Linked DNA regions of Homo sapiens: all the other regions are linked to region 1. The links are chromatin loops, found by intact Hi-C in ENCODE. Cell type or tissue: HCT116. All regions are shown on one strand. Links, peaks and the distances in the headings refer to the core of each region. The heading gives the core; the rest is flanking DNA. Region 1 holds the start of LOC112268271 (translation initiation factor IF-2). Region 2 has its middle 59 kb from the start of LINC00237. Region 3 overlaps RALGAPA2 (Ral GTPase activating protein catalytic subunit alpha 2).

The links. Peaks named below come from ENCODE experiments on the same cell type or tissue, not always from the same donor. Only the 100,000 strongest peaks of a DNase experiment are listed, where the experiment ranks them.
Region 2: it touches region 1 in a loop (7-fold over the local background); 24 of 110 quality-filtered maps call a loop at or near these places.
Region 3: it touches region 1 in a loop (3-fold over the local background); 4 of 110 quality-filtered maps call a loop at or near these places.

The regions. Positions count from the first base shown.
Region 1 is chr20:21,499,410-21,509,934 of GRCh38, forward strand. LOC112268271 (translation initiation factor IF-2) reads right to left here and starts at 6,996. Exons shown (of 6, transcript NR_171654.1): 1 at 6,800-6,996; 2 at 2,762-2,906; 3 at 2,393-2,689; 4 at 2,094-2,269; 5 at 1,344-1,631; 6 at 1-913. It also overlaps the pseudogene GSTM3P1. RefSeq lists silencers at 4,154-4,283, 5,962-6,011 and enhancers at 5,833-6,333, 6,759-6,828, 8,504-9,974, 9,072-9,591. In HCT116, for the core only: CTCF peaks have their summits at 5,990 and 7,053 (motif pointing left); DNase peaks (open chromatin) are centred at 5,972, 6,802 and 7,052; H3K4me3 peaks cover 1,962 bases; H3K27ac peaks cover 1,019 bases.
Region 2 is chr20:21,042,567-21,053,091 of GRCh38, forward strand. No RefSeq gene overlaps it. Among named protein-coding and RNA genes, the nearest start is that of LINC00237, 59 kb to the right of the region's middle. RefSeq lists an enhancer at 10,016-10,516. In HCT116, for the core only: a CTCF peak has its summit at 6,423 (motif pointing right); a DNase peak (open chromatin) is centred at 6,435.
Region 3 is chr20:20,661,103-20,671,627 of GRCh38, forward strand. All of the region lies in intron 3 of RALGAPA2 (Ral GTPase activating protein catalytic subunit alpha 2), which reads right to left. Among named protein-coding and RNA genes, the nearest start is that of RALGAPA2, 46 kb to the right of the region's middle. RefSeq lists a silencer at 3,901-3,960. In HCT116, for the core only: a CTCF peak has its summit at 3,856 (motif pointing right); a DNase peak (open chromatin) is centred at 3,869.

The DNA of each region.
Region 1 (10,525 bases), core at 3,344-8,343:
GTGGGCTGAGGTTCCACAGAGCAGCTGAAGAGCTGTGAATGGTGGTTAATTGCAGTGATGTTAATTAGCATGTTATAGGAGGTAAGAAGAGGGGATTCACATTTCTCTTTTTACTGCTTCAAACAAATGATCTAGATCTTTGCTACATAAGCCACTGGCCACATGTGGCTATTTAAATGGAAATTAATAACAATTAAAGAAAAATTAAAGATCAGTTCCTCGATCACACTAGCTACATTTCTAGCGCTTGATAGCCACATGTGGCTAGTGGCTGCCATATTGGAGAACATGGATACAGTACATTTCCATCACCGCAAATATCCATGGACAGTGGTGCTGCTAGTTCTCTACCTCGCTCACCTGCTGACTTCAGAGCCTAGCCTGGGCCTGTCCTTCTGGCTTCCTCCTTCCCCCGCCCCCCACCCCACTCCTTTGTCTCCCATCCTCATGCCTCTCCCCACCTCCCTCACCCCACTGATATCCTTGTCATGGAAAGGTGTGACAGGGTTCCTGCTGTGAGTTCAGCTCCACCGTTTTGAAGTGGTTCAGCATATTAACTACCTACCTCCCTGCGATGCCCTGTGAATTAGGAAGGGCAGGCATATCCTTTTCTATTTTTTCGGTAACCAGTGGGGAAACGGGCTCAGAGAGCAGCGATAAGTAATTAACTTGTCCAAGGTTGCACATGGACAAAAGCCATCTTCTGATTTCTGGTACAGGCTTTTTTCTCATGGTTTGTGCTTTGTAAATGTTTAGGGCAGTCATAGTCTTAATTTTAAAGACACTATGTTCAACATTTCCTGTGTCTCTCAGCAGGGTTTCACTGTGGAAGTGCACGAGAGTGCAGCAGGGAGACCTCGCTGACCGTCTCGCTCCTCAGCCACAGGCCACCTGGCTTTGTCAGTTTCCTTATCTGGAAAATTCGTGGAGGGAGTCATTACAAAATGATGCTAAGATTTCCTCTGGTTCCAATATTCAACATATTTTTTGATTACTTTTTACTCATATGGCTTGATTTATTTCCCAAATGATTCAAGGACCCTTTTCAAAAGGTCCTCCCCTTGATCTGGAGCGGCCGTCACTGTGGCAGCTACCTACTGACAGTGCAATAGCAGGCCATCTCTAGGGTGACACCTGGAATTGCCTGCCAAGCCCTTGCCACCCAAAGTGTGGTCCTGCCCCAGCAGCACCAGCGTCTCCCTGGAGCTCATGAGAAATGCAGAATGCCAGGGCTGCTGAACACGAATCTGCATTTTATCCAAATCCCAGGTGATTCGTTTGTATCCCAAAGCTTGAGGAACTGTGATCCAGGCCCTGGGGAAGCAAGAATGAGCACAACTCACCTGAGTAGAACTCGGCCAGAGGGGAATCAAGCAGACATGGGGGACGTGCCCAGCTCCAGACCCTCCTAGCCACACTGGAACATGGCTGTCCCCTCAGGGTTTGTCCAGGTGAGTCTGAGCTCCTTCCCTGGGTACAGTCATTCTTTCGGTGTGGAGAACACCTTTGGCTCTGGAGTCTATTTACTCAGGGACTCATTGTCTGCACTCACAGCCTCTTTCCTCCATCTCATTAATACGCAGTTGAAGCACTCTGATTTGCAGCAGGCTTTTTACGCACACCCTATGGTCCTGTAAGATCTTTAAAGTTAGGATTAGAATACTGGTTCTACAGGATACACCTAGAGTTAGGTGGACCTTGGGCCATGTGCTTATAAGTCCCCAAAAGGCTCAAGGGAATGCTGACTTTACATTCTGGGAGTCCACAGGAGGCCTAGAGAAACATGAGGGAAGGAAGAACAGGATTTCATCAGATTGGGATTTGGGAAATGGCTGTTTCAAATAGAGGAGAGGACAAGGTGGGATTTAGTGTACAAAGACCCAAGGCGCCGTCCTCAGAGGCACAGAGAGCATCATCATGTCATCCAAGCCCTATGGAGATGGGTGACCGGGATGTTCTGGGGCTGATACTGGACACCTGCCTGCTCCTGGGAGGGAAACGGTGATCCATCTGCAGAAGCCCCTGGCCATGGTGGCAGCCAATGGCTGGATGTGAAATTCAAGCTAGACGTGGACATTCCTAATCTGCCTTACCTCACAGATGGGAAGAACAGGATCGTCCACAATCCTGGACATCCTGGATCGTCCCGCGGCGCTCACAAGCACGCTTCTTCAGAGTGCTGAGACTGAAGAAGGAAAGGTGCCAGGAGACATCAGGGAGGACCAAATGGTGGAATACCACCTGCAGCTGAAACAGCTCCACCATGACCCTGACATGAAACATGGAAGCCTCCATACTCGGAACTGCAACCTGGGCAGCTGAAACATTTCTCCTTGTTTCTGAGGAAGTCATGGTTTCCAGGGGGAAAGCTCACCTTTTTGGATATTCTTACCTGTGATGTCTTAGATCAGAACTGTATGTTTGAGCTCAAGTGCCTGTATGAGTTCCCAAATCTGAGGACTTCATGCACCACATTGCAGCTTTGGAGGAAAGAGCTGCCCCTGTGCAATCTGCCTGTTCTTCGGGATGCCAGTCAGCAGCGAGATGGCCCAGTGGGGACCAAGAGCGTATGCTGAGCAGGACACAGATGCACACTGCGTGTTTCGTTCCATCCTGTCTCTAGGGGCCTGCACTCTATCTTCTCTGCTCTTTTCAATAGCATTTAGGCTAAAAAACAAAACAGAAAAGTCTGAAGCAGAGAGAAATTCAAGATAGAACTCTAAGACCAGGTGGCTTAAACAACAGAAATGTATTTTCTTACAGTTCTGGAGGCTGGAAGTCTAGGATCAAGGTGTCAGGAGGGCTGGTTTCTTCTGAGGCCTCTCTCCTTGGCTTGCAAGTGGCATTTCCTTCCCATGTCCTCACATGCCCTCCCCTCTGCGTGTCTGTACCGATTTCTTCTTCTGCTAAAGACACCGGTCATACTGAAGTAGGGCCTACCCTAATGAATTCATTTTAACCCAGTTAGCTCTTTAAAGGTTCTATTTCTAAATATGGTCACATTTTAAGATACTGGGGGTTAGGACTTCAACATGAATTTTGGGGCACATGGCTCAGCCACTCATCTCCACAGCCTCTTCTGAGGAATGAGAGTGGCTCTTTCTGCATGCAGTTGTCACACCCTGTGCCTGTGTCATGTGTCCCTGTGCCTTGAGTGTCCAAGTCAAAAGTAACCATATGGGCTGGACTTCGAGAAGCCACTTGCCCCTCAGGTGTTTTGGACACTGAACCTGACCAATGGGGGCTCTGCAAACCGGGGGTGCCTCCCTGACCCAGTCAGATTCTCCCTCTAGGAAGGGGGACTGCCACATTCTGGGAGCTCCTTTGTCATAGGAAAAGACCAAGTCACTGGCTTTGAGGATGGGTCCTGAGGGAACAAGTGCCATAGTTCTGGACCTGCACGAGGGCAGCTGTGTGTCCCAGGCTTGGCCATGAGAAGCCAGAGAGATGGGCCAGCTGCTGTTTAGTCTCCATGTCCCTCACTACGTAGTTCCCTGTGCTAACTGCCTCCTTGCAGCCCAAAAACTCTACTTAGTACAGAAGGACGCATCAACAATGGACATTCCCAAGGAACACATGGGGAAAGAGGCCATTAAAATAGGCCCTGAAGTCATGAGTGACCTCTGGAGACCAATGCTAGGTCTAAGATAAAGGCAGAGTAACAGCTCAAGTGTCTGTGTCTTTGGGGTCCCCCAGATGCAGACCCTGAGACAAAGATTCATGTGCAAGTAGTTAATGGGGACCAACAAGGAAATGGAAAAATGAGAAAGTGAAGGGAAAAAGAATCAACACGAGAGGTGGTAATGAGAAGATTGCCACTGAAGACAACTAGGGCTCAGTCCCACTGGGGGCCTGTGGGAAATGGCGAACATGTCTCAGGGTTGTTCCACCTGGGGCCAGGAAGCTGGGCCATATATCCTGCAACCTCCACCTGAAACTGCGTGAAGACCATGAACTCCCCAGCCCTAGCCACCTGTCTAATGGGCCCAGCACCCTCCTGCTCACCTCCAGGCAGAGACTTGCAGATGCTGGCAGCGGGAAGCCAGCACAAGGGAAAAGGGAGTGCACAGGGGCTGTGGGCAGTGGCTGCATTCTGCGGCAAGCTCTGCCTCCTCCCCTGAGTCACAGAGCAGGAGTTCCAACCACAGCTCTCTCTGCTCAAAGCAGCTGGCTGTTCACTGGGTGAAAAGGACTGCTGATTTCTGAGCGATGCCTTGTGGTCAGACCATCAAGTATCAGATCCTCTGTCACAGACACAAAAAGCTGATTCCTTTTGTTTTACCTTCTACATCTAACTATCCTTCATTTCATACCCATTCCACACAATTCATCTTACCCTACAGAGGCTGATGGGGTAATTCTTTTATTTTGTAGCTAGTAAAGAAACATGGAGAGATCTGGAAGTAGATACTTAAGTAAAATTCCTTTTAATAATTCTTGTGGTTAGACACAGTGGCTCACATTTGTAATCCCAGTGCTTTGGGAGGCCAAGGTGGGAGGATAGCTTGAGGCCAGGAGTTTGAGACCAACCTTGGAAACACAGTGAGACCACATCTCTACACAAAAATAAAAAATAGCTGGGCACGGTGGTGCCTGCCCGTGGTCCCAGCTCTTGGGAAGGCTGAGACAGGAGGCTCTTTTGAGCCCAGGAGTTCAAGGCTGCAATGAGCTATGATAGCATCAATGAACTACATCCTGGGTGTCAGAGCGAGATCCTGTCTCAGAAAAAAAATGAAACAAAACAAAGCAAAAAGTTGCAAATCTCTCAGATTAGGGAGCCCAACACTATGCACAGAAGAACAAGTTAACTTATTTTACCTTTTCCCCACATTAGGCAAAAAAGTAATCATTTAATTAAAGCAGTAAGATCAATTGGCTACTGAAAAATCTATTTTTTGGTACACATTATCATCCTGGGGGGAGAGGGGAGTTGCTCATGTCATCGAAACCATGGAAGGCCCAGGCCCAGGCCCAGGAGTGAGAACAGGCTCCGGAGCGTGCCCCTCAGGTGCACCCTCAGCCTACTCCCCCTCAGTTCTCAGGGGACACTCGCTGGCCGAGATGGCCACTTGGCACCCAGTGGAGGTGCTGGTGTACATACAGGCTTCCCCGAGGATGACAAGGGGTTGGCCCAGCCCCCACCAACCAGGATGGGACCTGGGCACTGGCTGCCAGAGGAGAACTGGCAGAACCCTGCCCTGTGGAGAAGTCACCTAACTGCCTTCTGCAGAGTGGGAGGGCATCTTTGTCCTCCCCCACCCCTGCCCACTCTTCTGGAATAGGAGAGGACGCCCTGGTAGATCCCACCTCCACTCCCAGAATGCTTTTCTTTGTCAGAACACTGGCTTGATTATAAGATCGGGTGCTTAACTTCTCTGAAACAGGCTCCTCTGCAGAAGGACAGATTGGCTATGATGATCTGATTAGACGACGAGGAGAAGCAGCCTGGCCTAGAAGGTGCTCAGTACGTGGCAGCGGTGATGGTCATCGTCTTCAGGTGCGAGAGAGGCTGGGGTCAGCGACCTGGGGCTTTCTTTGTATCATTTTATGAAGAAAGGTAAAAATACCACAGGCGAGAACAAGCAGCAAAGGGCGGATGAGATTTTTCATCTGCAGCTTTGAATTGATACCTTTAAGTATTGAGCTATTCTTTTGTTAGGACAGAACACGTTATTCCATTAGAAGAGAACATTTTGGGGTGGTGGAAGTGTTCCACGTCCTGTGTGGGGTGACAGTTACACGCATGTCACATCAGCAGTCTGAGGAGGGAGGGGAGAAGGGCCGGGCTGGATACCTTCAGCCTCTTCATCGCACTCCAGGCACCAAGTGCAAGGGCAGGGAGTTTTCATTATTTAGGGAATGCAGCCCTGGTGTAGAGGACACCTCGCGGAGACATCTCGAGTCCCGCAGGTGTCTGAGCTGCGCTGCGCGCCCCAGCCGGGAAGCCTTTTCTTATCCAACCGCGCCGCCCCGCGGAAAGCCTGGGTACTGCAGACGCCCTCACCGGCCCACCGACAGCTGGTTTTGAAGCGGGGGCTTAGAAAAGTAAAGGGGACAGTGTTTGGAGCCACGATGCCTTTGATGTGAGGCGGTTCCACCCAACAATCAACGAATCAAGCTGGAACTGCAGGCCCTACTTTTGTTGGGGGGAGGACCTTAAGGAATGTCACCCCCTTGTCCCCTACCCTCTGCCCCACGCCCAGCCTCTCAGAAGGCACCAGGCGTGAGTAGAGTGCGAGGCGTCCACACCCTCGTGTCCCTTCCATTCCCGGACACCTTTGCACCCTAGCCGAGGCCTCAGCACGGAGTGAGGGTTGCCTGGGGTGCCCTGCTGTGTGTGGGGCGTTCTTGCCTCCCGGGCCCTGACCCCACGGTCTGGGTCGGCGAGGCGTCTCTCCCTGGCGTCTGGACTGTGCGCCTGCCCCGCTTCCAGGCGACGAACGGCAGGAGCCGGGGGTCCGGCGGGACCCGGATCCAGGGCGGGCGGAAGGCGAGGGTCTCTCCTTCCCGGAACCCCCGCCCCGGAAACCTGCAACCAAACCGGGTCCCTCCTCCGCATCGCTCCCGCGCTCCCGGGCCGCCTCCCCACGCGGGCACCCACTCTCCGGGCCCTCGCAGCACCGCCCTCTCCGCGTCCACCCGCGCGGCCGACGCCGCCAGGGGCCCTGAGATCGCGGAGACAGCGCGCCCTGGCGCCTGGTGGGGCCCTCCCAGTGGCCAGAGCGCTCCTGGACCAGTCGGCTGTGGTCTGTGCCCAAACACGATGGAAACCGGGGCTGGGACGGGCGGTGGTACGCACGTGGAGGAGAAGAGGCATGGCGGGAAAACCACAGCCGAACACAGGTCGACTCGCACCTCCCAGGCACCCGCCGCCGTCTGACTCGCGGCTCTCCCCAAGGTTCCGACTCGCCGCCACCTCTTGGCACCACTCACCGGGCTCCGACCCGGGCCGCGAGTCCGCTGATGCGCAGCTGCCTCCGGCGGCTCCCGGGCTCTGCCCGGACCCGCGCGCAGAGACGCTCGGGAACGCTGGGCTCGGGCGCCTCCTGGCGGCGGCAGCACGCGGCACACGCTCGGTTCTCCGGCCCGAGGGGGCGCGTGGAGCGTACGCGGGATCCGCGCGCGGGCCTGGGCTGCTGGCCCACATTTCCCCGCTTGCTCGGATGGCGGCGCTGAGGCCTATTCGCCTCTTTATTAATAACGATGCCTCGGGAGGGAAAAAATAGAGCCTTTAAAAATCAGAGTGCGAGAGAGGAGTGTGTGTGTGTGTGTGTGTGTGTGTGTGTGTGTGTGTCTCGGGGCGTTGGTGAAAGCAATAAAACTCAGATCGCTTCCTTGGCGAGATAGCGGCGGCTATAATGCGCCGGGGGGATCAGGGGTTTATTTGCAGATCCTGGATAAAAGATGATATATCGACACGGTTTAGAGTGTCACTGCGCTTGGCCTCTCAGGGAGCCACAAGTACATATTTCCTGAAATACCGCCCAGCACAGTATCTAATCCGCCCGCCACTTAACACCGGGAGGGGAACTTCAGCAGCGCACAAGCGCGCTCCCGGTTTCCTGGTTCTGGGTGGGGAGAGCCCAAATGAGAAGGATCTGGTATGCCTAGACGCCCCCTCCCCTGGCCTTTGTCTTCAGTCCAAGTAATCACTTAGCGATGGGCCTTAATAAATACGTCTGAGAACTGTCCTTATGCTCGGTAAATATTGGATTAGCTTTTCAATGACCAGGCTCTTGAAAAGGCTCGAGAAATACACACCAGGTCTCAACTAAGCCCAACAGTCAATAGGTAAGGAAATAAGTTATTTCCCCATCTGAGGTGGGGAATGTTGGGAAGGGGGACTTCCACTCTTACCAAATTATCTGATTCTACTAAATATGACCGTTGTACTAAATAGGAAAGGGGGCGCATCCAAGTTTCCCATTAGTCGGAATTTCCACCAGCTCAGTTCTGCTCATTAAGGGCCGAGTGACTTTGTGGGGAACATATCTGGGTTCCAGTTTTTATTTCCACAGAGCTCAGCATAAACTATTTTTGTTTAGTACATATGGTTTATTTGGGGACTGCTTATGGGAGTTTTGACCTGGCAATTGCAGGGGAGAAGGCATGACCCAAATTATTTCCGACTGCCTCGCGCCAATTTGGACCGCTTAGAGGAGGCAAAAAATGGGCAAATTCCTTGGAAGCCCTGCTGTGTCTCCCTGGTACTGAATTTTGTAAGCACGCGATACAGGAGACATTGAAAATTAAAGAGGAAGTATCTCCCTCCTCCAACATGGGGAGAGACGCTGTTGGAAGAAGTTTCTGAAGTGGTTTCCCATCGCACCAAGAGGCCAGTGGGATGGATCCCCGCGCATAATTCAAAGGAACGCGCGCGTCTTTAGCTCTTCGGGGTTGGTAACCAAGTGGTCCGGCCGGGCGCAAGTCGCCTTGGAACCGGCTGCAGCCCAAGTCTAGCTGGGCCCGGGACTGAGCGGCACCCTTGGCCTCTCAGAACCTTTCTCGCGGTGAGTGGAAGGGCGGCTCCGCGCGCGGGCGCTTCGGGGCCGGTCGGTTGCGAAATCAGGGGGTGGATTTTCATCTACCCAGGAGCCGCTAAGCCCGTAGGGGACCGAGCATCACCCAGGCCCTGGGTACCCTGAGTTGCCTCCTGAGCCCCAGGACGGTCCGATGGTGCAGAGCTCCCAGGCAGAAGTTAGTTTCCTGATACACACACAGCAGTGAGCAAAGTGCGCACAAGTGAGCCAAACCCTGAAGACGCAGGTTCGCGGACTCCCATCCCAGCGTTAGAGTCAAGGAGACAGAAGAGAGGAAGGAGAGAAGTGAGGAAGGGAGAGAGATTATGAGAAAAAGAGATTATGAAAGTAGAGAAAGAGATTATGAGAGCGAGATTATGAGAAGAGAGAAAAAGAGAGATTTTGAGAGAGAGAGACAGAATGAGAGAGATCCAACTTTCAGTGTCACGGGGCCTAGGCGGGGCAAGCGCCCTCCGAAGCCATCAAAGACAGGGGTGGCTTTTTCTCCCCTCCTCCAGCCTCCTCCCCAATAGATATAGCACGAATTTTTAATGCGTCTTCCTTTCACAGACAACAATACAGGGTTTGAAAGCCGGACACAATTTAGGTTTTGTGCGGGTCCCTCCTCGCGCTCCCTCGGCCCAGCTGGCCATATGGAATCCAGCATGGAGCCCGTGGATGACAAAGGGACCCAGTGACAGGCCCAACAAAACCCCAAGGAGACTTCTGCCTGACTCCGGGATTCACTGCCGGCGATAAGCGCGCTGAATGGTGCGGGGTGGGGCGGGGGGTGGGGGGCGGGCCCCTTCTCCTTCTTCCCCTCTCTCTGTCCCCGCGATCCTTTCTCTGTCCCTTTTTAATATGCACGCCTCTAACATCTCCGGCTCCCAGCTTTCCCATTGTGCGGTTTTGTACCGCCCGCTGTAGATTGGGCGAAGATAGACTGCTGAAGCGGACCCCGCGCCGGGTGCGCTCCCAGGGCGCTGGGGTTAGGGCCACACAGGGCTCCGCAGGCGCTTTTATTGACTCCATGGGGACCCGAGGACAGAGAGAGGCGGGCGCCGGGTCCACCTCCCGGGCTCCCGGCCGGCCACAGGAGCGCACACCCAGATTGCAGGCCCGCGGTCCTGGCCACAGCTCCAAATTTGTCCTCAATGAGCAAGTGGTGGAAGCCTGCCAGGGTGAGGACCTTCCACGCTTCCCCCTTCCTCTCTGGAAACCTGAGGGTCTCTTGTGATCATTCTCACCCTGGAAGCCCTGGGGCCTGGAAAAGTCAAAATGGCCTCAGGCCTTCTGACAGCTCCGCTCCAAGAGACTTGAAACCCTCACCTTTCCTCCCAAGAGGATTTTGGGATTAGGGGAAGTTGCAAGTGGATGTTGAGTGGTTAGTACCAGGGCAGGTTGGGCGTTCAATTATTGCACAACAAACTATTTGGGAGAAATTCGTTGGCCTTTAAAAACAGTAAGACATAAGCCCCCAAACATTGCCAAGCTAGTGTGGAGAACAAAGGGAGACCTTTTAGCATTTAGAAAAACTGCCCTTTCCCCGAGGATGAGCCCGGAGATGGGAAAGGACCTTTACTGGGGTATTAGAAAGACTTCCGAGCCCTCAATTATCCAGGGGCGGTGTGGAACGCGGGAATAAAGTGTCATCGCGTCCCTGGGCTGCTGCGCAGAGTGCTATCGACGCACAGATTTGGTCGCACGGATAATCATGTTTGCTTTAGATATTGAATTAAACCTGATCATCAACTACAGGGAGCGAGAAAGTCAGCTGGGACCGCTCCTTTTGCCCGGCCTCCTCACTGCCACCCAACCCCCCAGCCTTGATGGTGCAGCTTCGGAGAGAACAGAGATACAATTTCCAAATGCGCCGACGTTCAGTCCCTCAGCGTCTGCAGCACCCGCTGGGCTCTGAGCTAGAGTCCCAAGTATTTTTAGAAACCCGCGAGATAGAGGAGAAAGGCTCATCCTCCAGTTGGCCAGGCTTCCTAAGACGCTCCCCC
Region 2 (10,525 bases), core at 3,733-8,732, 460 kb before region 1:
GTCTAAGGCCTGAGAGCCAGAGAGCCAATGGTATAGATTCCAGTCTGAGTCTGAAGGCCTGAGAACCAGGAGCACTGAGGGCAAGAGAAGATTGATATTTCAGCTCAAGCAGTCAGGCAGACTGCTTCTGCTGAACTGTGAACACAATTAGAAATATCCAGAAGATGCAGTTGCAAATATGGAGAAGAGGTCCAGAGAGTTTGTCAGATAAAACTTTCTTCAAGGAACTAAGTGACTTGTTACTATACAGTTTAAGATCTGCAACATCAAGCTTTAGAATTTAGACATTTTATGCCATAGGAATATTCTGAACCAAAATTTCATTCATTGTGATATGGTTTGACTCTGTCCCCACCCAAATCTCATCTCAAATTGTAATCCCTATGTGTTGAGGGAGGGGCCTGGTGGGAGGTGATTGGATCATGGGGGCGAATTTCCCCCTTGCTATTGTGATAGAGAGTTCTCACAAGATCTGGTTGTTTGATCAGTGTCTGGTGCTTCTTCTTTCTCTCTCTCTCTCTCCTGCTCCTGCTGCCTTGTGAAGACGTGCCCTGCTTCCCCTTCACCTTCCACCATGATTGTAAGTTTCCAGAGGCCTCCCCAGCCATGGGGAACTGTGAGTCAATTAAACCTCTTTTTTCTTTTTTTTGGATGGAGTCTCACTCTGTCACCCAGGCTGGAGTCCAATGGCACGATCTCAGCTCACTGCAGCCTCCGCCTCCAGGGTTCAAGCAATTCTCCTGCCTCAGCCTCCCGAGTAGCTGAGATTACAGACATCTGCCACCATGCCCAGCTAATTTTTGTATTTTTTGGTAGAGACAAGGTTTCACCATGTTGGCCAGGCTGGTCTTGAACTTCTGGCCTCAAGTGATCCGCCTACATCGGCTTCCCAGAGTGCTGGGATTATGGGCATGAGCCAATATGCCCAGCCCTCTTTCCTTTATAAATTGTTCAGTCTTGGATAGTATCTCCGTAGCAGTGTGAACCACAGTGTCCATTTGAACCCACATTGCCAATTTGGTTCTGTGCCAAAGAAACAAATAGCAAACTTCTCAGTTATGTGCAGAAATGTATTTTAGGAAGTTAGGCATAATAATAACAACAGTAGTAGTAATAATAATAGTATTTTAGCATGTATTAAGCACTTTCTGTGTATTAGCACTATACTAAGCCTCTCGCAAACATTATCTCATTCATTCTTTACACTAACCCCATGATCTAGGAATTATTTTTCTCTCCAGGTCCAGGTTAGGAAACAAATTACAGAGGTTAAGGAACTTGCTCAGGGTTGTCCAGTTCTTGGTAACTGAGCCTAGAAACAAGCACAGGATGGTCTGAGCTCAGAGCCTAAGTCTTAGCATACAGGAAAACCAGACAGAACCGGGTGTGCCGGGGAATGAGAGACCAGGAATTCACAGCCAATTCAAATCTGTTCCACATAGATGGGCCCCCATCTTTGTTAAGTGAAATCATCCAATATTAGACTTCATTGCCCTCAGAGATGAAAATAACCAGGGCTCCCCCAAAACAGATGCTAAGACAGAAATTTAGGTGCAAGTAGGTTATTTGGGAGGTGATTCCAGGAAGGCTGCTGGGGGGATGGGGAGGCAAGCTGGGGAAGTGAGACAGGGAAGAGAAGGAAACCCCTATGAGGCAGACGAATGAGTGCTTCACTACTGTGGGCAATGGGCTTGCGCCCAGTGGGGACATCTGGGTGACTATGTCGAACACACCTCAGAGTTGTCCCACCCAAAGGCCGAGGAAGCTACGTTATTTATCCACCCACTCCTGTCTGCCTATGGTCCAGGGCCCCTCCCTGTAGCATTCATTTCTGAGCACTTCGGGCCTGTTGTTTGCTTATGCTGTGCAGGTTCTCTACCTGACACAGGCACTGGCATGTGCAAGGGTGGTGAGGGCAAGGGGACATGGGTGGGCCCTGACAGTGTTTGCTTCACCATATATGTCTCCAGAAGGTGGTTTTGGCTTCAAATTTGATGATCATTTCATCTTCTCACAAAGCCATCATTCTAAGAAAATTGCTCCAGCCAAGGGCTTGGAATTATGAGAACTGGAGGTAGAATATCTCTCTTCTCCTAGACCCCTCCAGGTGTTCACCTGTGAGAAAGGAGAGGGTTAGACACCCTCTGCATGAGACGTTGTTTGGCACCAAAGAGTCAAAGTCCATGCTGTAGACTTCCCAAGGCGCTAACTTCTGCTTGCCTCCCTCATCAGCATCTCTAAACTTCTGAGGGGCTGGGACAAATGGGCAGGTGAAACAAACCAGCGGACATATTCAAGGCAGGCAGGGAGTGGATTGGATACACATATTTCTTTTTCCTGAGAGAGGAGTTAAAAGCCCGTAGTGAAAGAATGAAGTGATAAACAGTATGGTCAGGGATATTTTAGCCTTGGAAATCCAGATGTAAGATATTATGAGTATGTTTGCTACATTGATTTGCTCCACTTTTTAGCACTTAAAAGGGAAAATGAGCTTTATATCACATTATAACTGACTGTGTAGTGTCGAGGGGTGTGTGCGCGTGCGCGCGCGTGTGTGTGTGTGTGTGTGTGTGTGTGTCTTATGCATAATCAAGAAAGACTCAAGAGTTTATAAAGACCGAGAGGGCAGGCATGAAATATGTCATAGACATATTGAAAGTGTGCTACTACCAAATATATTGCAAGCCAAATTTATATTGGAACCAAACCTGAATTCTGATTTTTGTTCCTTTTAACCAAAATAAAAAACTTTTCAACATTGAAAGCTTTGATGGAATCCCCATAGAAGGAATTTAGATGAAACTAAACATAATCTTCATTTTCATTTTAAAATTTAAATTGGGTGCTATATTACAAAGATATATTCCACAAAATACAATTTCAATGCCAAATCATCCAAGAATATGGGAAAGGTGATCTTCTAAAGGTTTGGGTTTTTTATTTTCTCCTGGAGCACTTTGTCTAGATAAGGTTGATTCCTGCCTTCTGTGACTATGATTTCAAATATGACTTCTCTGAACTTTATACCCTTATTTTGAAGGAAAGCATTTTAAGAGCAAAGGATAAAATTCAATTAATTGAGATGACAGAAAATAATCTATTAAGTGAATATATCAGGCAATTGGAAGCTTTCATACCTTTCAAAAAGGAAATAACCTATTTCTTGCCTTGTTATCTAATGACACAGGAGTTTATTTCTCTTGAAGCTGTTACAAATCTACCTAATGAGGCCTGAACACTGTTGCCAAGCAATTAGAGTTTTTATTGTGTCACTGATTTCCTTCATTTCCGCAGTCGCTGATAATCATTAGCCAATACTGTCTCCGTCTAAGAATGCACAGCGTGCATATGTGTGTCTGTGTGCATATGCGCGCACACACACACACACACACACACACACACACATTCAGCCTGCTGAGAATGCCTGTGGGGGAGACAGCCTCAGACAGTTACAAAATTTGTAAATTTCTGCACATCTTATTTGTCACTCATAAACAACAGAGTCCAGCAGAAGTGACTTCCAAGGCCAGGTCGTAAAAAGTAATGCAGTTTCCATCTTAGGAGCTGGAATACCTGCTCTTACAAAGTTCAGCTGCCACTGCAGCCCAAGGGCCCAGAGGCCCCCATGTTGTGAGGAAGCCCAAACAAGCCCATGCAGATGACCACATGGAGAGAGAAAGAAATTCCTGGCCGTCTCCATCTGCTGTGCCAGCTCCAGCCACCTACTGATGGCAACCACATGAAAGAAGACCCCAGCAGAAACTTCCCAAATTCCGGACCCACAGAAACCATAAATAGGAATAAAATGGTAGTTGGAGATTAAGCCAGTAAGTTTTGGCATGCTGTTGCACAGCAATACATAACCAGAACACTACATCCTAGAGCCTGAGTATGATTAGACTATTTCTCTATACACATTCCTTCTCTTAACCTATGCAGCAGATGTTATCAGTGCTGTCTACAGCCCCCTGACATTCATCATTTCCATACCAGCTGTCAACTTCCTACGGAAAGCTACTGTCACTCTTTGCCTGGGGGCTTTCCTGGCTCAGCCCATGTGGCCAGTGAGGGGCAGGAATGAAGTACCAGGGAGTTATTGACTCCAGAGAAGCCCTTAATTAATGGAAATGGAAATTTCTAGATAAGTAGCCCAACTCTTACCTCTCAGATGGAAAACTCCGATGCATGTTCACACCATCTACAGAGGTGCTGCACCTTCTCCCCAGCTGCTCACAGCAGCCTGATTTGCTAACACCTATCATGGGCTGCTCTGCCTGCTCTCCTCCCTACTGGTGCTTCCTGGCAACATTTGTCTGCAAATTCTCACCTCAGGGGCAGCTCCAGAGGGAATGAAGACTAAGACAATGGGGAACCAGGCTGAAGGGCAGTTGGATCAACCAGCTCCTCAACTGCTGCTTCAAATCCCATGAAGAGTGGAAGGGACACTCAGAGTGGAGCCTGAACTGTGCCCCACCTGAAACTAGATTCAGAAGGGGAATAAACACCCTCACTCATTCAGATGTATTAGCACCAGGAAGATGTACAAGCGAACATCAACACAATTGACAAATCATGCACATGTCCAGAGTGGGTAATTTTGCCACATACAGCCATTCCCCTTTCTTGCTCCAAATTTTGAAAAATTTTGGAGTTGGTAAGGATGTATTACATACTGACTGTATGCCTAGAGCTCTGTGAGACAAGAGTAACAATCGTGAGAGAAAAGGCACACCCCAATGTCACAGCACTAAGAATGCAGTCAGGGAAGCAGTGAGTTGTATTCACAGCAAAGCCACAGAGATGGCTCACAGCGACTCGGGTGAGAGGGTTGCAGAGAAGCAATCTCCACGCTGAGTGGTAATATCAGGGTAGTGATATCACTCATCTTCCCATTCCTAGGGAGCTGCTGTGCTTGGTGGAAGAGGACTTAACCAGCCAAGCTTGTGGGAACCCAAGCTATTTGCTTGGTACCTGACTGCAGAGGACACCGGCATGGTAATTGCCATTCGTGGAGTGCCTCCTCTGTGGCAGGCAGTGTTCAAGGGCTTTTATATGCAAGGTGGTGGCACTTTATGCAAAGGGTACTGTTCCTGAAGAAATCACATAATGCAAAGCTGCATGATTCAACATAAATCCCAAGGAAGGAGGTACTTCTGATCACCAGCCATGTGGCAACATCATAAACCAGTACACAGTTCATTCGACCTATCAGCTTTGAAATGACCCAATTCTAGATTAATTTTTATTTCATGGAGACTTGCATTGTTTCAAATTTGCAGCAAAAATATAAAATAACTAACATTGTATATAATACTAAATTCTCATAAAATATATCGTTATGACATAATCGTCATCTTCATGATTCTCCTAATAATTAAAAGCTAATATGTGTTAGTTAACGTTGCCATTCACTCATCACATAGTAATTCATAAAGAGCATCATGTTTTTAAATACCATAAGCCAAGCAGAGATGTTAACTCAATCTGCTACAAAGTAAATGTTGCCATTATTTCGTTTCGTAATTGGGGAAAACTGAGTCACAGCGAGGTTAAGTAACTTGCCTACAGTTACACAATTGATAGGTGGTGGAAAACTGGGACTCCAGGCCAGGCAGTCCGGCTCTAGAACCTATTACGCTCTCCACCACCAGGCTCTACTTCCTCATTCAAACCTTACAATGGCCCTAGATGGACATATTGCATGAAATAACTGAGACTGGAGTGGTTTAGCCAGAATTCCAACCTGGTTCTATCCAGCTGTAAAACCCACATGCCTGCATTCAGCTCGGCTGCATCCTGCCAGCATCTTATTTCTTGGCTGTATCAGGACCAAGATAGACTTATTCCAGCACACATCAAAGCTGACCTTGTCAACTCAGATACTTTTAATTCAATATAAAATAGAAAAATGCAGGGAAAATCCGTTTTTACCATGAAACTTGATAAGAAGCAGGAAGACATAGTGGTTGGTGACCTTATACCAATAATAGCACACATTTATTAAGTCCCTACTACAGACCAGGCACTGCCCTGGGAACCTTCTGGATGTTAGCTCCGTGAAGCCATATCACAGCCTAACGAGGTCAGCCCTGCTGTTCCTCCGGCCGTGCAGTTATCTCAGAGAGGCAAAGAGGAATGGAACTGGGAGGGTCTGCAGCTGTTTCTCTTAATAGACTGCTCTCATTGGGTCTCTCCTCAACTCATAAAGGTGCAAAGCAGCTCGGATCACGATGGGGAGGAAAAACAGGCAGGAGAGGTAGGTTGCTCAGAGGACGGCAACAGCAGTCCTTAGAATGCCCAGAGGTGAAAGCAGAGAAGATGTTTCCTTCACTAGTTCCCAGAGGCCCCAGAAGAGCTCAAGAGTTCCAGGTTAGGGATACCCTGTGAGCTTCCCGGAGGGCGGGCCCATCAGAGCCCATCAGAGCGCCCACTAGAGGGCAGAAGTGAGCAGAGGGGAATGAGGCTGGCACAAAAGGCACTGGGAGGGTGGAGGGAGAATGGATGCTGGTACAGTGGCCAGAGGGGACTGGGAAGTGAGGAAAATTGCCATGGTCCAGGTGAGGTATGAGAGTCCTCAGGGACCTCCTGTGTCTTTGGGACCTGGTTTTTCTGGAACTTTGAGAGACTGTGGCTCATTAAGGACTATTAGTTACTCTGATAAGCGTAATGGTGCATGCCGTCTTAAGGGCTGATTTTGCTGTCACTTAATTGAAATTTATCCCAATACATCTTCATCAGAACATTTGGAAATGGAACGGGCAAGGCAGCCCCACTGAGTGTATAGCAAAAGTGTGGGCTGAAAACTGGTAATCCACACATAGTGTAAAGAGAACGTGCTATGTAATTCTCACTAAGGTACTGCCCGGCACGGGAGCTATAGAGCTTGGCCCAGAGCCCCTTACCAGCTGCTGGGAGTGTTGGCTGCTAGGGATCTCAGCTGCCTCCCTCACTGCAGAATTGTCCTCAGGCCAAAAGGGAAGCTACTTACCCAGGAGGTTATGAGCCCATCCCATGCGCGGCCAGAGCCCAGTGACCACACCTTACAGGGCTCATAGATGCCTCAAGGGGCATGAACTCCACAGTGCAATTCACACTCCAGAGCTCCCCAGGGGGCTGGAGCTAAATCCCAGGCACAGATCATAGCTTTGCATAGCATTAACTGATGAAGTAGAAATGACATTTCCAGTTACCCAGCAGGGAGGGGTTTTTGAGGCCTACTCTCCATAGGCTGGTTAGTTCCAACTAGACAATACTTTAGAAATTAGCCAACCCATTTTCATCAAGGGTGGAATCCTGTGTGAGGCACTAAAAACCTAGAAACCACCCAATAAGTTAGGTAAAGCATCCACATACAACAATAAAGTACTACACAGATGGTGGAAATCTGGATATAGATGTAGATATCTCCTGGCATAGGAAGTACAAATTCAGGCTGTAGAGCCATGTGAATAGCATGGCCCCTTTATTTTACATTGATTGATTGATTTACTTACACACACATACACACACACACATACACAGTGTCTTAGTGATTGTGGTTCTTCCCAGATCAGGCTGAGACAAGGGCTTACATGTACATGGTCAGTGTATTTTGGAAAGAGACCACAGAAACGGGAGAGGGAGGCTAGAGAAGAAAGAGACAGAGAAAGAGGGATCATCACTACTGTGAACATCTGGGCCTAGGCCTATTTGGGACTCTCTGGAGCACTATGTAGACAGCCTTAGAATCATTCGCTTGAGGAACAGGACAGGGGCATTTTTATCCACTAGATATAGGCCCCATTGGTCAAGAGTTGCCCTATGAGGTGTTCATTCCTTTTCCCTTCCAGCGATCACCTGCACTGGAATGGTGGTGAGTGCTCCATCCTGCAGTGGCAGGGGTGCCCTGAGGCATACAGCAAGAGATAGGCAGGGGAGGTGGAGTTATACCTGCACAGCTGGTGGCCATGGCAACAACTGGAGTTAAAAGATGGGTCAAGGGGCTATGAAGAGGGCACAGGAGGTATACAATCCACATAGAGAAGTGTCAGGAAGGATATTTACCAAACTGTTGACGACAGTCATCCCTGAGAAGGAGGATTCTTTCTCTTCATTATGCTTTCCTGAACAGTTTAACTTTTTTCATAAAACTATACAACTTTTTGCAAAAAAAAAAAAAAAAAAGCCATATCAAAGAAGAAAACATCCCATTTGACTCCCTCATTTTACAGGTGAGTGATTCACATTTGGAGCAGGGCTCATGGACTCGTGGCTGGGAGCTGTCTGCAGTGTGAGCACAGTACTGTGGCCCCGCCAGCCCTGGGAATGTAAAGGCTATTGCCTACACAGCTGCAGCTCAGAGTGGACCATGAACAGACCAGGTAGTGCAGCCCCATGAGGAGCAAAGATGATGGGGCAGGAAGTCCAGATCCAGACAATAGCCACACACCCCTGCCCCCAATCCTGAGGAAATCGCTATTCTGAATGCCATCACCAAGTAGTTTTGCTTGAGCTTGAACTTCATTATTACAGGTCAATTTCCCCAGGAGGCAGAAGCTGAGTTTTTTTAGGCAATGCTCTTGGTATCAACACCTGTGAGGTGTGAATGAAGCAGATTGAGGCTGGACTCTGGACTGGAATGAGGTCTCAAGGTATCAGGTGATCCCATCAGGACCTCCAAGCTGTTGGAACAAGGGAGCTGACTTTATGCCCTGCACTGACGAATCATTGCGGTGTTTGTGCTTTTGGTGTTATATCTAAAAATATATTGCAATATCTGAGGTCATAAAAATTTACCTTTACGTTTTCTTCTAATAGTTTTATCATTTTAGCTCTTACATTTGGGTTTTTGGTCTATTTTGGGTTAATTTTTGTATACGGTATGAGGTAAGGTCCAACTTCGGTCTTATGGGTATGGTTATCCAGTTGTCCCTGCACCATTTGCTGAAAAGACTATTCTCCACTGAATGGTCTTGGCACCCTTGTTGAAAATCAGTTGGCCATGGGCACGTGATTTTATATCTGGACTCTCAATTCTATTCCATTGTTTACATGTCTATCCTTTTGCCAGTACTGCACTGTTTTGATTACTGTTGCTTTCTAGTAAGTTTTGGAATGTTGAAATGAGTGTTAACATGTTTTAACATGTCTTTTTGTAGACACATTCAATCATTTCTCTTGAATCTATGCCTGGGAGTGAAATTGCTGGTATGCATATATTTAATTTCAGTAGAAACTGCATAATAGTTTATACACGATTTATTTTTAGTAACATGTGGATATGAGTTTATACAAATCAATTTAATCAAAACCAATTGCACACCTGAATGTCATCAGTTGTCCTGAATTGCAACTGTTCTTATGTTTTCATGGTGAGTGGTGGTGGCCTTGCTCTCACAAAGTTTTTCTGTGACTTTCTGATCAACAAGTTCCGTGGAGGTGGTGATCTCTGGGAGGCAGAGTCCTCTGGGAAAAGGGCCTCAGGTTGACTTGGGAGGTCAGCCAGAGCAGGATCTAACACCTTACTCAAGAAGACAGAAAGCAGAGAAGAGGTCACAAGCAGCAACTCAACTGGTGAGCCTCCATTGGCCAAGGCCGCTGCATTGAAAGCACCTGTGGGCAAATCACAAAAGTCACCACTCTGGGGAGATGACCGGTGCCCCCTGTGATGGACCAATTCACAAAAAGCTCCCCTTCCTCTGCTGACTGAGCCCCATGCCTGGCTCAGGGTGTGGTGGACAGGCCGGGCAGGGCCAGGCATCAGCCTCCACTGGTCACTCTCATGAGTGGGCACCGCATGCGTGTTCTCAGGAGCCTGCCAGAGATTGTCCTGCTGTGACTGTGCTGACAGCCAACAAGAGACAAGAACCACATCAAAATTAGGAGGAAAGCTATAGCCCACCCCAGCACTGGGCTGGGTGCTTTAGGCAGGCCTAGCTGGCCTGCCCAGTTGCATCTCCCAGGGGTGCCTGACTTAGCATGGGTTCCCCCAAAGCAGGGCCTGAGATGAAGATTTGCGTTCCGGTGGTTTGTTTGGGGGCTGACCCCCAGGAAGCCCTGTGAGGAAGTGGGGAGAGTCAGGCAGGAGGGAACCCAGTGTGGGTAAGTGAGTGGGTGACTGCAGTGGGCGCCCAGGACAAAATCCCCAGGACGCTGTAGCTGTAGGGACGCCTCGGGGAGGCTGTAGGGAATTGTCCCTCTGAGTAGTGAGGACGCTGCATGTTTTTCCATTAATTCCCACCCTTCATTGATGGAGGGTCACTCCCAGGGTGTTAACTCCCGGGTGCTTCTGGTTTGCCCCATGGATGAGCACAGTCCACAGACAACACCCTCAGACAGAGAGACACAGGAAACTGACCTGGGAGGGAGTGTCAGCAGGACACCTCCTCAGTGGGTTAAGTGAGTGGTGGCAGGATACCGACAGCACCTGCTACATTCCCTAGGCCCAAAGTTAAGAGTTTCCCCTGCCCCCAGTAGGCCCACTGACTAAACCATACAGATTAGAATAGAGCAGCCAGTGAGACCCTGACCATTATTTATGTTCCCT
Region 3 (10,525 bases), core at 1,839-6,838, 840 kb before region 1:
AAGTACAAAAGACATATGGAGTTAAAGTAAAAGTATAGGGCTATCATCGAATTTTGCTTTATTTATTTTTTTTTGAGACAGAGCCTCGCTCTGTTTCCCAGGCTGGAGAGCAATGGCGCAATCTTGGCTCACTGCAACCTCCACCACCCAGGCTCAAGTGATTCTTGTGCCTCAGCCTCCTGAGTAGCTGGGATTACAGGCGTGTGCCACCACATCCAGCTAATTTTTGTATCTTTTAGTAGAGACAGGGTTTCTCCATGTTGGTCAGGCTGGTCTTGAACTCTTGGCCTCAAGTAATCTGCCCACCTCGGCCTCCCAAAGTGCTGGGATTATAGGTGTGAGTCACTGTGCCTGGCTGAAATACTGCTTTGTTCTTGATATTAGAAGAAAAACAATGCAAATGATATTGTTAATTGAAAGATAGTTATTGGAATGAAAATAGAAAGTGCACCTTCCAAATTACAAAGCATATTCCATAAAGCCAAAATCAGTGACCTCTCCCCCAAAAACAAAGTTAGAAGAAAAGCTAAAACCAAGTGCAATGGGCATCAGAATACACAGATGTGTACTGGTTACCACACACAAAAAGTAGTAAGTATAAGCAGGTTAAATTCCCCTACCGAAGACCAAGTCCATCAGACCCAGCTTTCAAACACAGAAAGACTGACAATAAAATACAGAAAAGGAGGCTCACATGCACACACACCCACACAAAGCAATATTAATATCAAGTAAAAAAGTATTAACAGGACAAAGGGAATTATTTCAAATAGGTTAAATATGTAATTTACGATATACCTATAATACTTATGAATCTTTATGCAACAAATAACATAGCATGAAAATAAAACAATGGAGGCATACTCCATTAAAACAACTTTCAGAAACTAAAGGGGAAAAACACTTTTTAAATGGGGGATATTAACACACACTATCTTTGAGAAATAAAATAGGCAATACAGTATAATACGGAAGACTTGAATGTAGTTATAGCAAGACTGGTTTAACAGCTATATATCAAACTTCACAGAATCCAACATCTATGAAACATTTACAAAGTTATTATTCTAAGCGATGCAAATAAATCCCTCAAAGTAAGTGTTACACAGGTCACAAGCAAACTCAATACACTGGGAGTCCACCATCAAGAGTTTAAGCTAAAAAATTCTCAATTATTTGTGGATTTTAAACACTCAAGTTAAAAAAAAAAAGTAATTCTCAATTACTTGTGGATTTTAACACTCGAGTTAAAAAAACTGATTATATAAACGAAAAATAATCAACATTGTGATTCGCATATAACAAAAACTGGCCAAAGCTGAAATAAGAGACAAATCCATAGACTTGAATTTCCTACAATGCAAGAACTAAGTTTTAAACTCAAAAAATAGAAATAAAAAAGTTTTATTAAGGAAGAAATCAATAAAAATAAAAGCAAAAATGACTTACATAATGAAATTATCACCAAGTATTGTTAATCACTAAGCTACAGACAGTTGAACTGGTAGTACTGCAGGTAATTAAATATCCTCTTAATCAAACATTTATTTAATTCATTAAAAAATAGTCTTATTAAGTGCCCATTATGTGCGAGGTACCATGTGAGGGATCAGAGATACATAAAAGACACCATTCCTGCTCTAAAAGTTAGAGCCCTAAGAGGGAAAAGGTGAGAAAATCAGGGATGTCAGTACATGCACAAGGAAATGAAGACAGACAAGGTGCACTTCCAAAGGGAGAACACCCTTGAACTGAATCTTGAAGGACAACAGGGGTGAGCCAGGCAAGGAAGAGCATTTCAGGCAGACCAAACAGCAGCAAAAAATAAAAAGCCTTGCTGCTTATTTGGGGACCTGTAAGAGGCTGCCAGTGAGGGCAGAAGACAGGTGATAAGTGATAGAGAAGGAGGCAGACTAGACGAAGAACATTCTGAAGGCTATACTGGGGAGTGTGACTTTTGTCCTGAAGGCAATGAGAATCGAAATTACATCACACAGCATCTGAGGTGAGTGAGGGAGAGAGAAGGGGTAGAAGATTACAAACCAAAAGACTGCTTAGCAGGATACTCCACTGGTGGGGAAACTGAGGCTCTGAACAAAGTCTTAGGTAGTAGGCAGAAAAGAGATAAAAGAGCACCAGCACAAAATATACAGAGCCACAGAGTGAAGAAAAATACTACCAATACTGAACAAAATAAACAGTAGTCCTCCCTTATGCTAGGGAGATATGTTTCAAGACTCCCAAGGGATGCCTGAAACCACAGATAGTACCAAACCCTATATACACTGTGCACAAATTTCTTTTTCCTTCTTCACAATTTCATAGAAGATTCATTCTTACTGTAGATCTTAGCAACCTCAGCATATAGTTTTTTTCTTTCTTATTAAGTCAAGAACGCTCACCTTTTCACTTAAAGGAAGCACTGTACAGCTTCTCTTTGGCATATCTGATTGCCAGCATCACTACTCTTGTGTTTTGGAGCCATTATTATTATTACTATTATTTTTGAGACAGAGTCTCACTCTGTCACCCAGGCTGGAGCACAGTGGCGCGATCTCAGCTCACTACAATCTCTGCCTCCTGGGTTCAAGTGATTCTCAAGCCTCAGCCTCCTGAGTAGCTGGGATTACAGGAGCACACCACAACACCTAGCTAATTATTGTATTTTTAGTACAGACGAGGTTTCACCCTGTTGGCCAGGCTGGCCTCAAACTCCTGGCCTCAAGCAATCCACCTGCCTCAGCCTCCCAAAGTGCTGGGATTACAGGCATGAACCACCACGCCTGGCCTGGAGCCATTATTGAGTAAATTAAGAGTTACCTGAACACAAGCAATGTGATACCACAACAGTTTATCTGATAACCAGGACCACTGCTAAGTGACTGACAGTTAGCTAGCATCTACAGCATGGATCCACTGGACAAAAGAATGATTCATATCCCAGGCAGAATGGAGCAGGATGGTGAGAGATTTCACCACACTACTCAGAATGGCATGCAATTTAAAACTTATGAATGGTTTATTTCTTTAATTTTCCATTTAATGTTTTTGGACCCTGGTTGACCACGAGTAACCAAAACCTCAGAAGGTGAAACTGCAGATAAGGGGGACTACCGTATTAAGTAGTAAAATGTGATATTCAAAATGTTTTTTATTAGGTACAAAAAATGCAACCTTCAAAAACTGGAAAGGCAGCACTTAATAGATTTCAAGGTTATTTTTTCTCTTTGCTTAGGATCATGCAAAGGTCTAATCTCTTTTTAAAGAAAAAAATCACACTGCACCGGACTCCTCATTTTTTTAATGACGGAACGAACATTCAGTGACCTTCACAAATCCCCAAATTAGTAGCATATAATTCTACCCATAATATGTGGGTTTTGCCCCGAATAAAGCATTCACTAAAACAGATTCAAAAGGAGTCTTCTTCTCACAAAAGTATCTTACACAGGAGATCTCAGTCACAACCAAATCTGCCATGCTATTCTTCATTTCATGCAAGTTTCTATTTTCTGCCTGAAAACTACTGCATTTTTCCGATCTCTTCAGTTTTGGTACTAGCACTAGTTGGCCATCCGTTTTATGCCATGTTTTAGGGGAAAAAATCACTCCAAGACAGTTTCTATAGGAGTGATGAGTAGAGAATAACAAAACCCCAGTGAGATGCCACTACTTGGTTCCCACCACCCCATAAATTCAGAGGATTTAAACTCCTGCCTCAGCACAATTAGAAAGCATTGTACACCTGCAGGTTGTCTTGGGACTGGCCACCCTGTCAAATTCATTCAGCAAGTGCCCAAGGCCTGCAGGAAAAGCCAGTGCACAAAGGCTTCAAGCCAGACCCTTCCAACCTGTACAGTGTCACAAACCACATCAAACACTAGATGTCACTCTGTAACAGCCACCACACTACATATCCAAACAGAAAACAAGTAATAGACTTATAATAGCAAGTTTTTGTACAACTCTCTCCTAAAGGTATATATTAATTTAAAAAAAATCAACTTACCAAAACTGCATTAACAGATTAATTTTAATTAAAGAGAAAAAAGCTCTCTACATGTCTCCTGCTATCCTAACAATAAATAAACATGCTCAGGTTTCAGTGTGAATTTCCCATATCTTTAGCCCTAATGCAGTTTCTACCATCTGCCCTTAAAAGATTCTTGGAAGCATTTTTGCTAGTATTGCCTTCCACAGGATCTCCTCTTAAGAGTGTCAGTTACCAACACATCAAGTGGCACACTATGTGAAAGAGGCCAGCATGCCAGGAAGCTCAGGGCACCTGGACTGCAACAGATAACAACAAGAATGTAATTTCAGACTTCCACGAACATCTTATCTCCAGTGTCCCTTCCTCCAAGGTGAACTGAGTAATTTGGTATATCCCGTTGGGTCAATCCCAAGTTTCTCACCTATAAGTCTTGATGCAAAAGGGAGACTGCAGTCTTTAATACTAAATTTGCATATTAAACTATCCATTGAAACTGACTCCTTTCAACTCAAACATTTGTCTAATTAAAATTACTAACATTCTATAATAGGATAATCACATTTTAACCAGGAAAAGTGCATGCAAAGAATCTCCAAAATGGACCACATGTTTATATTTTGTTCCCACCTTCCGGTTTGTACAGATCATAGACATTTCACAATCAAAATCAGACACCAGAATAACCACATGCTATAGAGATAAAGGATCTCAGTCCTATGTTTTATTATTTCCCCAGTATCCAGTACAGGCGATAGCACCGAGGAGCAACTACAGAGCTAATTCACCACCACAGGCAACATATGAGACCAGTGAAAAAGGGTACCTTGGCCACCTGGCCCTCTACTGTGATCCCTGCAGAGCAGTCTCAAGGCAAGATCACACTATGCCATAACAATAATGTTATCATTTGGAGTTGTTCCCAACCAAGGGTTCAACATCAATAAAAGCCACAAGTATGGCTGGCATTACAAAGAAAGCCAGATGATTACACACCTCTATTATCATTTAAATATAGCCCCATGTCATAAATGTGACCCAAAATCTTAGTCATGCTAACTAGAGACATTCACTTTGCCAACTGGAACTCAGGGAGACTTTGGGGATGAGAGATGGGTGTCTTTGTCAGCTCAGTTCTTTTAAAAATGTTCTCCAGAAAATCTGAATTGATAGTGGCTTTTTCTCAATTGCAATCAGTCATTTAGAATTATGACAGTGACCAAAGAGCTGCATTCAAAATTGGAATCATTCTTTTAAAAGAAAACAAAATCTACTAAAGCATCTAAATATTTGAAATCCTCAATAAGAACTTAAATTCCAAGGATTTTAGAAGAATCTGCTTTTCTTGTTCATTTTAGTTGTTCTTGTCCCTCTTCCACTCAAAAACCGTGAAGTGGCCCTTACAGGAAACAAAATAAAAAGCAGTATCAGCCTGAGAGGTTTGTAGAGGAAGTCCTTCACCTCGGCATGGGAGGAGGGAGCAGCACGGAAGGATGGCTGCACACTGGACAGCCTGGAATAAGAAATAACAAAGCAGAGAAAAGCGCAGAAACTGTGGCAACTAGTTAATTGTAAAAATATGATTCTGCCACCTTGCTATGTATTATTTGCTTATAAGAAAAGCCATTAGCCATTGTATAAAGAAAGAAAAGGAATCGTTACTTAATCCTGTAGGACACCGAGCCTGAATCTGTTGACTTGCCTAGAATTCAGTTCAGGCATTTTCACTGAACCTCCACAGGAGCTTTTAATTTGTTTTCATTTTCAAAGAGTTACAAAAGATATGCAATTCTCACAAAAGAAGAGGAGGAGGCAGGGGTGGGGGGAGGAAAAGAGGAGGAGGAGAAGGAAAGGAAGAAGAAAGGAAATAAATCTCAGAATTGTTTGTAATCCTATTATATTCATAACTCTAGTTTTTCTTTAGGCAATTCACTATTAGTATCTGAAGTAAAATGGTGCTACTAAATGTGAAAAGTTATAAATGAATGCATTTGGATGGGAAATAAAATCAACATTCAAATTACTGGATTGCATATACAAAACAATGCTACAGAGAGTGAAAATCAGCCATTTGTTTCATCTTATTGGCACTGTACTGGATATAGCTATATTACTATTATCAGGAAAATCATTAAAAATTCTTTTCCCCTACTCTAAGGAAAAAAATTAGGGGCTAAATCCACTATCTATATAAGCTCACCTGGAGCAATGAAGAACAAGAGACCCAGTGCTGAATTCCATTAAAGTAAGACATAGATTCCACTACATCCCTGGATTCACCACTGGTCAAATTATGAATCCCAAACATAACTACACCCAGACTGTGCACATGCTGAGTCCAGCCATCCAATCCAGCATAACACCAAACTGCAGAGAAGGAAGGGAGTCAGTACATATAGGCGTGTAATAAATCGCAAGCAATCAAATTTCAATACCAAAGGAAAAACAAAAGCTAGCATCCACAATATTATTTTTCTTTCTCTGTATGTCCTAGAAGAAACCCACATGTCATCTGCACTTGCTGTGTGGTTCACCTGCTGCAGTTTGCCTCTTCCACCAATGCTTCTCAAATAAGAATCTCCTACCAAAGGACGGGTGAGAAAGAGACATGGTGCATCATCCTGGAGTGCACTGAAACTGTTTTCTTTATCTTGAAGGGGAAACAGATGGAGAAAGGTTGAAGGTGTGGTGGGGAGATGAAGTCCTAAGGAATTTGGCTAGCCTTTATTTAACATTATTTTCATTTTAAAAAATGCATGAAAACAGTAGAATGACATTGTGCATGGCTTTTCAATTCTGTTTGCAGAGGGTCACTTTGGAGCCATGCTTCTCCAACCTGTGGAGGTAAATGCTCATTCCCCTCAGCCAAGGGCACTCTGGTAATAAGAAGAAGCCCAGAGAAACCATTTCAGTAAAATCCTAAACCTTAAGTCAAAGTCCCCTGCATTACAAGGATACAGATGTACAAGATACTAAGGATTTAACCATGTTTAACAATGAAAAGTGGTCTTTCAAACGATGAGATACGGCTCTACTGGAGGACTCTAGAGCCTCCCTGTCCAATACAGTAGCCACTAGCCACATGGATCACCTGAGGCCAGGAGTTTGAGACCAGCCTGACCAATATGGTAAAATCTCATCTCTACTAAGAATACAAAAATTAGCCAGGCATGGTGGCAGGTGCCTGTAGTCCCAGCTACTTGGGAGGCTGAGGCAGGAGAATTGCTTGAACCCATGAGGCGGAGGTTGCAGTGAACCAAGATAGTGCCACTGCACTCCAGCCTGAGCAACAGAGCGAGACTGTGTCTCAAAAAAAGAAAAGAAAAGAAAAGAAAAAAGTAACAAAGGATTGTTAAGTCACGGTTGTTGGCTTTGGAAGAATTTGCTTTTCTTGTTCATTTTATATGTCCTTGTCCCTCTTCCACTCAAAAATATGTACAAAAATGCACATAAAAAACATGGAGTTAGAGTTTTTACACTCTCATTAGGAAACTAAGGCATAGCCACATTAAGGGATAACTATGGATATCCAGCCACAGTCAAATGATAACACAAGGCAGGGCTATTATATGAGTCCAAAGGAAAGAATGAGCACTTCCAGCAGGAGTTGCCAGGAGAAATTGGTGGGTCTAAACAGGTCCTGAGAGAATGGGCCAGATGGGGAGAAGAGCTAAGGGCAGTCCCTGAAAAGAGAACTGAATAAACTAAGAGGCAGAAGTGAAACTATGCAAAGAGAGATAAAGGGGCAGTGTTAGCCCGACAGAGCACTTCCACAGAGTAACCACAAAATATGAAGAAGAGCTACACTGAGAGCCAGGGAGAGGACTGTGAGTGTTAGACCAGCCTGGGCCACACTTTACAGACTATAAAGAACTCATTCAGGTCTCTAGGAAGGCTAATGACAAGATAGAAACAGGGTTTAATATAGTGGGGTAATTTAAATAAAATTTAGAATAAAGAATCTGTTTATCTGTGATTTCAAATCCTGTGATATTTGAAGAACATCCAAATGAGTGGCACTCCAATGCCAGAACATGTTTACGTTTTGAAATTAAGCCTCTTGTGTCGATGTATTTTAATTGGAGTGTGGGAGGGTGAGGAAATATCAAATTCTATAAACTTTCTAAAACATACATGTATAACTCCAAACTATTCTATTTCTCTAGTAAAAGGGGATGGCATACAACATGGCAGAAAGCTTGAAACAGTATCTCTGAATTAACTATATTGTCTTATTCTCTGTATTCTTGATGTGCTGACATCTGGGGCCTCAATGACATAGGAAGGATGCCCCTCCAAGGGTTAGCAAATTCCCAAAGATAGTGGCTCAGAGCATGTTTCTGATATGCAAACCAACCAATCCCAAATCCGTAACCCCAACCACATCCTTTTATGGACTCTATCCCCCTCCCCTCAATCATCCAGGGGCCAGGTGCTGGACAACCAGGAGCTACCCCTACAGCCCTGTCAGCTGAAATTATTCAAACTATCCAGTCCTAAGCCTATGTAGTTTACTTACCTGGCCTTGCCCATTCCTTCCTGCAAAAAAACACAATAAAAGCTCCTGCCCTCAGTTCTGTCTCTGTCGCTCCCTTTCCTCTTTGCGTACTGATTTTGCCTTGGTGCTTCCCTGTTTGGCTCTGTGTGACATGTCTGTTTCTAGAGGCCTGTGAGCATAATTAAAACTTCTTCCTTCATAACAATCATTTTCATGTTTCTGTGCCTTACCACACCTGATTAAAACGAATCTCAGGTACCATTAAAATAACCTGTCAAGCTTGAATCCAGAAGGTTCTCAATGTGAATTATTTGATCTTGAGACCCATTCACCAAGTACCTTGTGTTTCTACACCAACTCTCCTTTCCCTTATGCAGGTAACTAATTCAAGAACCATCACCAAAATATCACTTCTGAAAAGAACCATTCAGGATTTTCTGTGATTCAGAAGGTCATTACTGGAGCTCTGACATGAATTCATTCTTACCAGTAGACTCTTCCGCTCACCACGAAATGGTAATTTATACTCCATGAGGACGGGAGGCTCTGGCTACCTTGCTCATTGTTGTATCTCCAGCACCTACGTGTGTCTGACACAGTGCATACCTAATAAATGTGTCTGATGAATAAATGAATTGTAAAGAATAGTATATGTTGATATAGACAGCCTATGGAATACAGCTTAGAAAGAATACCAACACTCCTAAGTGGTAGGCAGCATGCCAGTAAGTTAGAATAATAGGTTCTAGAGTTAGACTAAAGGTTAAATCCCTACTCTCCCATTTACTAAGTGTGCACCCTTGGGCAAGTCACCTAACCCTACAAAGCCTCCAACATTTCATTCATAAAAACTGGGAAGACCAAACCTACTTCAGAAGGAAAGGATTAAACAGACTAGCCCATGTAAAACATGTAGATTCCGGTTAAGATGGTAAATGTAAATTCATGTTGTGGAGTCCCACATCATCATCCCCACATCTCCATTTGAAAGACAAAGCAATGATGGATGAAATATGGTTTTTAAAGTACAGTAAGAGTCATAACCATAGTAAAAAAAAAAAAAAAAGTATGATAGGCCAGGCATAGTGGCTCATGCCTGTAATCCCAGCACTTTGTGAGGCCGAGGCACATGGATCACCTGAGGTCAGGAGTTCAAGACCAGCCTGGCCAACATGGTGAAACCCTGTCTCTACTAAAAAATATAACAATTAGCCGGGCACGGTGGCAGGCACCTGTAGTCCCAACTACTCAGGAGGCTGAGGCAGGAAGAATTGCTTGAACCCAGAAGGTAGAGGTTGCAGTAAGCCAAGATCAAGCCACTGCACTCCAGCCTGGGCGACAGAGCAAGACTCCGTCTCAAAAAAAAAAAAAAAAAAAAATATGATAAACAACTCCATGAACCAACAGAAACTCTAAGTGGTGTACATATCTGAAGCTACAGGCAAAGGCAGCTGGAGTCAACTTCCAAAAGGTACAAGTGCTCCCACTAGAGAGGAAGGCAGGCAAAAAGGTCTGCTCACTGCCTGAGACCATGACCTGGACTGGCTGGTGGCCTTCACTGCACATCACTTACTTTATCAGAATACTGTAATGTCTCCAATACTCTACATCTAAAAACTACTGTTTCCTTTTCCAAGGTTCCCTTTCAGTGCATCCCTGACTTACAAGGCAGACAGCAGCTCTCTTTACATACTCCTCTTTCATGCCTTCTTATCTCTTACCTCTATGCTTTCTTCCAAGCCATTTCTTATTTATAGAATATCTCTACATGGTATCGCTTTTGTGATTTAACACATCTTATTAATTCCACCTCTTCTCAAGGGAGCCTTTCCTAATTATTTACAAAGTGGTAAGTATTCACTTCCAAACCCTTATAAACTATCTCTTTACAAGCTTTACAGGGCACTATCCTACAAAGCAGCAACGAAGTTACTTAGTACCCAGAATGAAACATACAAATTACAACCTACCTTCTAAAGCCAGAGACAGAGGGAACATAAGCATAAACAAAAGTAATGCAAGTTTATTATTCACTC